Regions from separate parts of the Homo sapiens genome. Here all the other regions are linked to region 2. Evidence: chromatin contacts called from ENCODE Hi-C or POLR2A ChIA-PET data. All regions are on one chromosome and are shown on one strand. The core of a region is the stretch at or near the end of the contact, and the rest is flanking DNA. Distances in the headings are between cores, read along the strand shown.

The links. A loop is a pair of places that touch in the nucleus more often than their neighbours do. ChIA-PET counts read pairs that join two places held with the same protein, here RNA polymerase II (POLR2A). Pooled maps may share reads with other maps.
Region 1: a map of endothelial cell of umbilical vein shows a loop between it and region 2 (10-fold over the local background). The contact joins two enhancer-like sites. A Hi-C loop is called at or near these places in 1 of 168 maps with a recorded cell type or tissue (endothelial cell of umbilical vein) and 3 of 50 pooled maps. POLR2A ChIA-PET finds 5 or more read pairs at or near these places in 2 of 52 experiments (GM12878 and naive thymus-derived CD8-positive, alpha-beta T cell).
Region 3: POLR2A ChIA-PET joins it to region 2 with 12 read pairs in A673. The contact joins two enhancer-like sites. POLR2A ChIA-PET finds 5 or more read pairs at or near these places in 2 of 52 experiments (A673 and activated CD4-positive, alpha-beta T cell).

Annotation. Positions count from the first base shown.
Region 1 is chr11:112,118,642-112,121,894 of GRCh38, reverse strand. No RefSeq gene overlaps it. Among named protein-coding and RNA genes, the nearest start is that of SDHD, 33 kb to the right of the region's middle. Within about 2 kb of position 1,439, at least 8 of the 41 ENCODE cell types and tissues checked have a DNase peak (open chromatin) inside an H3K27ac peak, as active enhancers do; they include endothelial cell of umbilical vein, where a contact is called at or near this core.
Region 2 is chr11:111,942,949-111,946,197 of GRCh38, reverse strand. All of the region lies in intron 1 of DIXDC1 (DIX domain containing 1), which reads right to left. Among named protein-coding and RNA genes, the nearest start is that of DIXDC1, 7.2 kb to the right of the region's middle. Within about 2 kb of position 1,862, at least 6 of the 41 ENCODE cell types and tissues checked have a DNase peak (open chromatin) inside an H3K27ac peak, as active enhancers do; they include endothelial cell of umbilical vein, where a contact is called at or near this core.
Region 3 is chr11:111,724,798-111,728,087 of GRCh38, reverse strand. It overlaps SIK2 (salt inducible kinase 2), which reads right to left. Exons shown (of 15, transcript NM_015191.3): 15 at 1-3,290. It also overlaps a transcript of PPP2R1B not described here. Among named protein-coding and RNA genes, the nearest start is that of PPP2R1B, 40 kb to the left of the region's middle. Within about 2 kb of position 1,672, at least 6 of the 41 ENCODE cell types and tissues checked have a DNase peak (open chromatin) inside an H3K27ac peak, as active enhancers do.

The DNA.
Region 1 (3,253 bases), core at 190-2,689, 180 kb before region 2:
CTGCCCCCAAGTCTAGAACTGGACCGTGCAGTTTCCTTCCAATGAAGGTGCCCTAACCTTGACGCTGAGAGTGGTAAGAGATTGGACTCTTAGAGCTTGTCCTTTCGAGAGGTTCTTGAGTCCTTTATACAAAATTTTGACCTCTTCTTTAAAGCTATGGACATTGAAGAAATTGGAAGGAAGGGAGGTACAGTTATATTCTTTCCCTAGGGCATTATAGGAAAAAAGTCACAATTCCATAGCAAAAAAAGCCAATTGAGTGATTTCCTTGAGTAATTTTTACTGTAAGTGATTTGCTGCCTCTGCTTAAAAGTCAAGAAGTAGCATCTTCTTTAAGTTCTGCCTCACCAGGCTTCCAGCTACACTTAAAATTAATTAGCTAAGAATGTAGGAAATCATCTTTCTGTGTTCTCAATGCCCAAAGTCAGCCTTGAAAGTAAAGTGTACTTCTCCTTTGCAATGACGAAAAGGAGGTATGTTTTAGAAATAGACTTTGACTAACTAGTCCTACTGACATTCTAAAGCAATCAAAATCACAATGCCCTTTTGTTTGTTTGTTTGCTTTTTGAGAGGACAGGACTGCTTCATTCCAAAACACCCATAAATTAAAATTAATTTCAAAACACCTCCAAAATAGAATAGTTTTTGCCATAGTTCTGAGTCATTTTTTAACATCTTTCTTCTTAATTGGATATTATATCCCTAATAATTCATACCTTTTTGTTTTCTGGTTTTTTTTGGGGGGGGGGTTGGTTTGGTTTGGTTTTTGGTTTTTGAGACGGAGTCTCGCTCTGTCGCCCAGGCTGGAGGGCAGTGGCGAGATCTCGGCTCACTGCAAGCTCCGCCTCCTGTGTTCATGCCATTCTCCTGCCTCAGCCTCCCTAGTAGCTGGGACTACAGGCGCATGCCATCACGCCCGGCTAATTTTTTTTTTTTTTGTATTTTTATTAGAGACGGGGTTTCACCGTGGTCTCAATCTCCTGACCTCATGATCCGCCCACCTCGGCCTCCCAAAGTGCTGGGATTACAAGCGTGAGCCACCGCGCCCTGCCAATTCATACCTTTTAAAGCATATAGAAGAGTTTGAAACAAAGTGGATTAACTACCGTGATTTTTTAAACTACAGCTATTACTACAGTACTGCCAGAGTACAATTGATTTAGCTCATCGTTGCAACTGCCCAACTGAGCAATAGGAGTGGGTTTTTCCACCCAATTTTGTGGGAAACGACCTGAAGAGAAAGTTATATTGATGTTAAGCAGCTCCACTATCCGCGTGACTAATCTTGGTTCATAAGTTTCATTGGGCCTATGACTCACTTCTCTATTTTAGATATTTATTGCCCAGGAAATAACACTGATACCATTAGAACCCGTTTCCAGTTTGAACGATGCCAAAATTACAAGTCAGCACAGGAAAAAGCTCAGCTCCTATGTGTTAATTACAACATCAATGCAAGCAAAAAAGAAAAAAGTTTGAGCTTTTGCAATCCTTCATTTATCCAGCATTTGTGACCAATGGGATGTTCTATATGTTGAGAAGGAGAAAGAGGACAGTCGACGGACCAGACCAGACTGCCCTGCTTGTCTGAGCCTTGGTGTGATCGCCAGGGGGGAATGCATATGGGGTTCAAGTTTAAGGGTCACAACCTTACATTTGTCCAGTTACCCGTATTAAAGATTAAGTGCTAGCCATGCTCTTAAGACATAGGACATAAGCCAAAATATAAATGTATTCATTTTTTATGCACACACACACACACACACACACACACAATAAAACTGTCAAATGAACAAAATTCCAGTGTCCATTAGTCAATATCCTGACTTCCCAGTTTTTTAAAAAAAGTCTCTTTAGAAACCAAGCCATTATCAGAAGTTTGCTTTGAACACATTTTATTGGCTTATGTGCCTGTCCATCAAGTCTGTGAGCTTCTGGTGTCTTTTTTTTTTTTTTTTTTTTTGAGACAGAGTCTTGCTCTGTCGCCCAAGCACGATCTTGGCTCACTGCAACCTCCACTCCCCCAGGTTCAAGCGATTCTCCTGCCTCAGCCTCCCAAGTAGCTGGGACTACAGGCATGCACCACTACGCCCGGCTAGTTTTTGTATTTTTAGTAGAGATGGAGTTTCACCATCAGCCTGTTGGCCAGGCTGGTCGCGAACTCCTGACCTCAAGTGATCCACTCACCTTGGCCTCCCAAAGTACTGGGATTACAGGCGTGAGCCACCACGCCCAGCCTCCTGGTATCTTTTTCATCTCTGTATCCCCAGGACCCAGCACAGTGCCTGGTACATAGTAGATACTTAAATATTTTTTAATATATGAGTGAGTGAATAATAAGATGTATATGAACCCATCTGCAAATTTTAAGGTGGTGTCATTAAGCTATGACAGATGAATGTACCCATCTTCACAGCAGGAGCAGTGGACTTATGAAAGCAAACACAGGAAACAGGGGAAGATGCACATGTATTAAGTCACGATTAACAGCTGGGCGCGGTGGCTCAGGCTTGTAATCCCAGCACTTTGGGAGGCTGAGGCAGGTGGATCACTTAAGCCCAGGAGTTGGGTAATGGCCGACACAGCATGGTGAAAGCCCATCTCTACAAAAAAAAAAAAAAAAAAAATTAGACGGGCATGGTGGTGTACACCTGTAGTCTCGTTACTTGGGAAGCTGAGGTGGGAGGATGGCTTGAGCCCCGGAGGTCGAGGCTGCAGTGAGCTGTGATTGTGCCACTGCATTCCAGCCTGGGCAACAGAGCAAGACCCTGTCTCAAAAGAAAAAAAAATAATTAATTTTTTTAAAATTATGTAAAAGCAAGATTAATGTTGTAATGCCAATTAATGTTTTTAGATGACATTGTGAGAGACATAAAGTACAGAAAATAAGGCTTTCAACGCATTTTAGACAACCAAAGTACATTGACGTGAAGAGGGAGAAGAAAGGAACCCTCAAAACTAAAACTTCCTACTTGTGCCACTGTGTCCACCAACTCAGAAACGTGGGCTTCTGTACCTCATGGAAAATGGCAATGTCTCCTCTCCATGGGAGGTTCTTTTAAATTTTATTTGCATTCATATTACCTTTGAGGGTGGGAATGAGGAAAAACAAAAATATGGGTTAGTCTATGAGTGAAATTTTTCCAGAGAATATTGTCAGGATCATATTACCTTGGAAAAAGATACAATAGAGGCCCATATTGATCGTGTTTAGGTGAGATGCTGAGTGTGTTTCGGTTAAAATGTACATTGA
Region 2 (3,249 bases), core at 613-3,112:
GGCGGAGCTTGCAGTGAGCCGAGATCGCACCACTGCAGTCCGGCCTAGGCGAAAGAGCAAGACTCCATCTCAAAAAAAAAAAAAAATACAAAAATTAGCCGGGCGTGGTGGCAGGCGCCTATAATCCCAGCTACTTGGGAGGCTAAGGCAGGAGAATCACTTGAACCCAGGAGGCGGAGTTTGCAGTGACCCAAGATCGTGCCACTGCACTTCAGCCTGAGCGACAGAACGAGACTCCATCTCAAAAAAAAAAAAAAAAAAAATTAACCGGGCTGGTGGTGTATGCCTGTAATTCCAGCTACTTGGGAGGCTGAGGCACAAGAATCCTTTGACCCCAGGATGCAGAGGTTGCAGGGAGCTGAGATCGTGCCACTGCACTCCAGCCTGGGCAACAGAGCAAGACTCTGTCTCAAAAAAAAATCCATGTCAGCAAGGCCTGTGGTTGTTCTATGTGTACTAAATGTGTCTGTGACAGAACCAAGCGTGCCTTCCTTATTCAGGAAAAGAAAAAGTATTGAACACACCAGCACAAAGTCAGAAAACTAAACAAATAAATGAAGCTCTTTCGCATAACAATTAAAAAAAAAAAGAATTATATTTTGATTATGACCCTGGATCTTGGTCAAGAGAGGCAAAGTAGGAATGATCAGATTCCAGCTAGGCTTACAGTGATAGTGTAGCTAACAGCTCCTGGGGTAGCTGCCCAGCCCACAATGATTCCCTCTTCTTTAAGAACCCTCCTCTGTGCACACAGTGGTGGGTCCTATGACCAGGTTGGTATTGTATCACCCCCTCCACTGGTCACACTTGATTGGTCTGCCAAAGTTGATTGGTGAAAGCCAGCCAATCCCTGGAACTTTCTGAACTGGCATTTAGGAATAGAATCAGTCTTCCTCCTCCTCCCTCATCTCTCTCAAAGTTGTAAGATATAAAACTTAGACGTTGCCATAGGCCATGCTGCCCACCTGAGAAGGAAAAACCAGCTCTAGTAAATGGGAATAAAGCCAGCATAGAAAGAAGCAGACAAGAGGCAGAGAACAGAGGAAGAGATCCTGCCAGTGTCAGAGTTCTTGATTTCATTGTTTCTGCTGCATCCCTGCCCTTTCCATGGTTTAGTTTTTCTGCCTTTCCTTGGATTCCATGAGTCAATAACGTCCACTTCCTATCCCTGCTAGTTCAAGTTGGGTTTTTGGCACTTGTAACCGAACTAATTTTTTAAAAAAGACCAAGACAGTTGGTACATACTACGTGTGTAACAGTGTTGAACTAATCTCAGTCTGGAGTTTCATGACTAATTTGTTCTAAGGAAGCTAAAAGGATGCCAGTGTAATAAATGTCTAGAACAACTGAAGGTTTTCATGGTAACCACCCTCTGAGTCAGGCCTCAGAAGAAGTCAGTCAGTAGACATAACAAGAGTTAAAACTGTCTGAGAAGGATTTTGGCTTGATGAGACTGGACCCCTCTAAAGTTGTGAGAGCAGTGATAGTACCACGAGGTGGCCGGTGGAAGGAGGCTTTAGCAATCCCATAATCTCCATCAGCTTCCTCCAAGACACTCCAAATAACCCTATGATTTTAGGTAAAAGTCTTCTAGTATACACAATTCCATCCAAAATCTTCATTTGTGCAGGAAATCTTGACCTTGAAAGCTTTCTTGCCACCAAATGTAACCTTCTTCCTGTTTTTCTTTGGGACCTGCCCTTCCTTCCAAACAGGTTTGTAAGCCGAGCCTCAGTTCTCTATCTCCTCCAAGACTCAAGCTCACAGAATTCCTGCAGGGGACTTATTTGCTAGAGTTGCGAAAGCACCAATGGGGCTTCACCAGGGAAGTATGTGGTATCTACTGTTCTTAGAGCAGAAACAGCCAAGGAGGCGACTCTATGTTTTCCTGCTGGCAACAAGAAAAGCAAACAAGAAAAGCAGAGAGCTTTTGTGGTATGCTAGAGAGACAGTTCAGGAGGAGACATGAATGGCTCAGGAAGGAAATTAGTTTTACAGTGAAACCAGATACCTGTTTAGAACTCTGAGACCCTCCAGCAGCAGAAGATGAGGAGATGAGGGTGGGGAAGTTGCTGAGAAACTAAGAGCAAGGCTAGAGATTTAAAAACCTTATGTTATTATTGGCCTAAATTCTGCCAGTAAACACCCTATTGTATTTCTTTTCTATTAACTCTTTCAGCCCTTTACTGAACCTGCAAAAGCTATTTGTTCATTGAATTTGATGGCTAATTGGGTACAAATAAAGTTCACAAGTAAAAATATCCTTGAATTTCTTCTTCCTTTCATGGACAGGTTCTTTGTACAGAAGTCTCCCTTACCCATAGTTTTTCTTTCCACAGTTTCAACCACCCATGGTCAACCACCGTCTGAATATATTAAATAGAAAATTCCAGAAATGGGCCAGGCGCAGTGGCTCATGCCTGTAATCCCAGCACTTTGGGAGGCTGAGGTGGGCGGATCACGAAGTCAGGAGATCGAGACCATCCTGGATAACACGGTGAAATCCCATCTCTACTGAAAATACAAAAAATTTAGCCAGGCGTGGTGGCACGCATCTATAGTCCCAGCTACTCGGGAGGCTGAGGCAGGAGAATTGCTTGAACCCGGGAGGCGGAGGTTGCAGTGAGCCAAGATTGCGCCACTGCACTCCAGCCTAGGGGACAGAGCAAGCCTCCGTCTCAAAAAACAAAAAAAAAAAAAAAAAAAAAAAGAGAGAAAGAAAATTCCAAAAATAATTCCTAAGCTTTAAATCGTAGCCGGGCGCGGTGGTTCATGCCTGTAATCCCAGCATTTTGGGAGGCTGAGGCAGGTGGATCACCTGAGGTCAGGAGCTCGAGACCAGCCTGGCCAACATGGTGAAACCCTGTCTCTACTAAAACTACAAAAATTAGCCGGGTGTGGTAGCACATGCCTATAGTCCCAGCTACTGGGGAGACTGAGGCAGGAGAATCGCTTGAGCCCAAGAGGTGCGAGGTGGAGGTTGCAGTGAGCTGAGATCACATCACTGCACTCCAGCCTGGGTGACAGAGTGAGACACTGTCTCAAAAAATAAATAAATTGAAATCAAAATTTAAAAAATAAATAAATTGTCCAACACTCTGAGTAGTGTGATGAAATCTTGTGCCATCCCACTCTGTTTCACCCAAGACGTGACTCATCCCTTTGTCCAGCATATTCAAGCTGTCTGTGCTACCCGTCATCTTCTTATTGGAACGACTGCCAAGGTATCGCAGTGCTTGTGTTCAAGTT
Region 3 (3,290 bases), core at 423-2,922, 220 kb after region 2:
AGCCACTGTTCACAGGGACTGAGACTGTGAAATGACACACTGCATATTGTCTCTATAGGAGGTCGAATGGGAAAAAGTTACCTGGAGTATGAATTTTCTTTAAACCAATAGGGAGCTTAAATGTGACTGTTGATACAGGTTTTAAAATGTAATACAAACATATTTACGAACCTGGGGCTTGACTAGAGGCTGGAGGACCCCAAAAAGGAGCGCCACTCACTCACTGTGTCCTTGCATCCTCAACTGCCCGCATGTCTCCAGAGGCTGCTTAGTGCCCACACGCCTGGGACCAACTGTGACTCCAGGCTGCTGCTTGTCACCTTGCCTTAGTTTCTGGCTGATCACCTAATCACTCTGGAGCTGAGAATATCCTTCTCCCCACATCTAACCCGTGGGCAGAATTCTGTGAGCGTTTCCCTGCCTTTAGGACTGATGACACTCGGTGTGTGGGTGGAGGTGGGGGAGTCGTCAGTCTTATGATGAGTCTCTTCTGCTGGAGACTTTGGTCCACGAGAGAGGGTAGGGGGCAGGGGAGAGGCCGATACTCCTACAGGGGGGGTCCCCCCTTGCTCCCCATCAAAATGCAGAGCACCCCATTACTCCAGCACCAGAGTTGGGAAGGGACACAAGAGGCAAGGGCTGGCTTCAGTCTTGGGCTCCTGTCTGTCCCAACCACTGACTCCAGCATACGGTTTAAACACTTGGGAGTTCTTGATATCTGAGGAAGAAAGGGCCACTGACTTTTTCTTTCCTAGGAGGCAAAAGTGGATGGAAGAGAGAAGGGGTTTGCTCAGATGGGCATGAACAGCCCCTGAGCCCCATCCCCACTCCCCTGGTGGGCCCTGATGCTCTCCCACGCAGGGATTCTCAAGGTGGATGGTGTAGAGAACCATCAGCCTCCTTTTCCCACGGTGACAGAAGGCAGTGCAGGCAGAGGTGGCGAGGGGGCAGCTGGGGACGGTCAGTGTCACCGGGAATGTGAAAGTGGGCCCCCTCTTCCTGTCGGGCTAACATGCTGTTTGCCTTACAGGGACCAGTGTATCAGTTGCGTGGAGATACTAGAGACACACTTGCCCAGCTGGGAATTGCAGAGCTAGTGCATTTCTCCCAAAGCACAGACTAATACCCCAGATTTAAAAAAAGAACATAAAAAATAAAGTACCACACATATTGCACTTTTTGCCGAACGAAATTTTTACCTCACGTTCATCTCACCAAAGTCTCTTCAGAGGAGCCTGGTTTACAGGGTGATGAAGCTGATGATGATACAGTAGTGTACACACTGCTAACGTGAATCAGACTGGAAAGCAAGTCAGTACTTCAGAGTAGCCCCGCAGAAAAAGAGCGATACTAAGCCTTCTTAGTGTTTTGTTTGTTAGTAGTGATGAAGAGAAAACTGCTTGGAAGCTTCCATGGGTCACTAGTTAGGGACAGAGCAGCACAGGTGATCAGACAGGGCTGAGCAAACACCTGACTGACCAACAGAACCAGTCTCCTCAGCAGCTTACATTGCAGTCAATACAGAGGGTTATGGAATTTATTGATTTCTGCTTGAAATAAACAAGATAAGCAAATAGGAGCTTACAACACAGGTCCCAGCAGGAGGGGTCACGCTCTGCATCAGGCCGGTGTCCACGCCGCTGCCGTGTGTGACGGATCCTGATAGGCCTGGCTGCTGTAGGGCACCTCTCGATTTCTCTCTGGGTCCTTAACCTTCCAGTAGCCTCTCTGCAGTCCCTCATCGGCTGGCCTAACCGTCCTGCCATAGCTCCCAGGTCTCCTGGGCTAAGCAGCTCATGGCATTGTTGGGGGGCAGGAGTTTATGTCGATCTGTAACTACACCATTCCTGCAGTTCTGAAATGAGTGGCCCCCATTTTCAATCTGCAGGCATTTTAATATCGCAAATATTGTAGCACTTCTGTAGTATATTTTGGGAAAACGTCTTCCTTCAGTCTAAACAAATCAAGCCCCATTTTATAACTGGCTATTTTGTAAAGACTCAAAACAGATTAGAGATCTTAATGAAATGATCTCTTAAATGAAATGATGTTCTTTATTTCACGAAATCATCAATCTTAAGCACGAGCAGGAATAAACAACTCCCAGAAGAAGCTTAATTCATTCTTCCTGGATTTTCACTGTGTGTTATTAAATCACAAAAATGACAGTCCCCACACTGCCCTTTCCCACTGACACCAAGTCCAACCGTGAGCACAGTGCCTCTGCGAAGCATCCTGGCACCCATGGTGAGCGCTGGCGACCAGGCAGTCTCTGGCCAGCAACAGGGACTGCTCAAGTTACCGACGTTGGTAGGAGCTGGGCTCGCATGGCCAGAATGGAACCCCCTAGACTTTCCACACGTCACCTGCCTGAACGCTAACTACAAAGAGGAAAGGCAACTTAAAGGTGTTTTCTAGATGCAGCATCAGTTAGTCCCTCTCTTTGTGCTTTAAGGAAGATGCTTTGTGCTTAACACATTCATCTGCTGATGGGACAAGCCATTCTAAAGGGCAGAAATGATCATCTTTAGAATTAACACTGACTTTGTAACACCTGGATGTTAACTGTCCAAATGGCAAATTATTCATCATTTCTAGGGATACAGTTAGCTAGCTGTAGCATCTAATTTTTACTTACTTTGATGACTGAATTGTAAGTGTTGGTTAAGTTTTATTAGTAATATAATGTTTGGCAGATGATCTGCTTAAATGGTTAACACATCTGTGGTTCTTTCTTTGAATATTGCTGTAATACTTGAACATTTCATTACAAGTCAAAACTTTAACGAAATTAAGAATGCTGATTCCCACATGGTGGAAAACAAACTCTGAAGTGACTTTGGATTTAGCATTGACATAAATGGAAACTGTTGGTTTCTACAGAAAAGAAAGAATTAAAGCATGATCTGGGGGAAAGGCACCGCACTACCACTTCACATGGGACAGAAAAGTTCATTTATCATGTCCTTAAAATCTCTAAGCCCTATATGAAACTGTCCAAATATACAAAGCTCAATAAACTACTAGCAACATATAGTGTAAGGTCAAAGTAGTTATTACATCGGAAAAGAGACAACAGGTACCCTGGAGACCGACTGCCCGCAAGCCAGCAGTGTCCACGAGAAACTGCAGGAAGAGCCTGTCTTCCCTGGCCCAGGGCTGGTGCTCTTGATGCGTTCTTGAGTTTCTTGCCCCCTGCCTCCACGGTGGCGGGTCTCCTGTCAGTTCCACGTGTGACACCTCTGGAGTCCTGAGTATATTCTGACACTCGGCAACCCAGGGCACCTTCT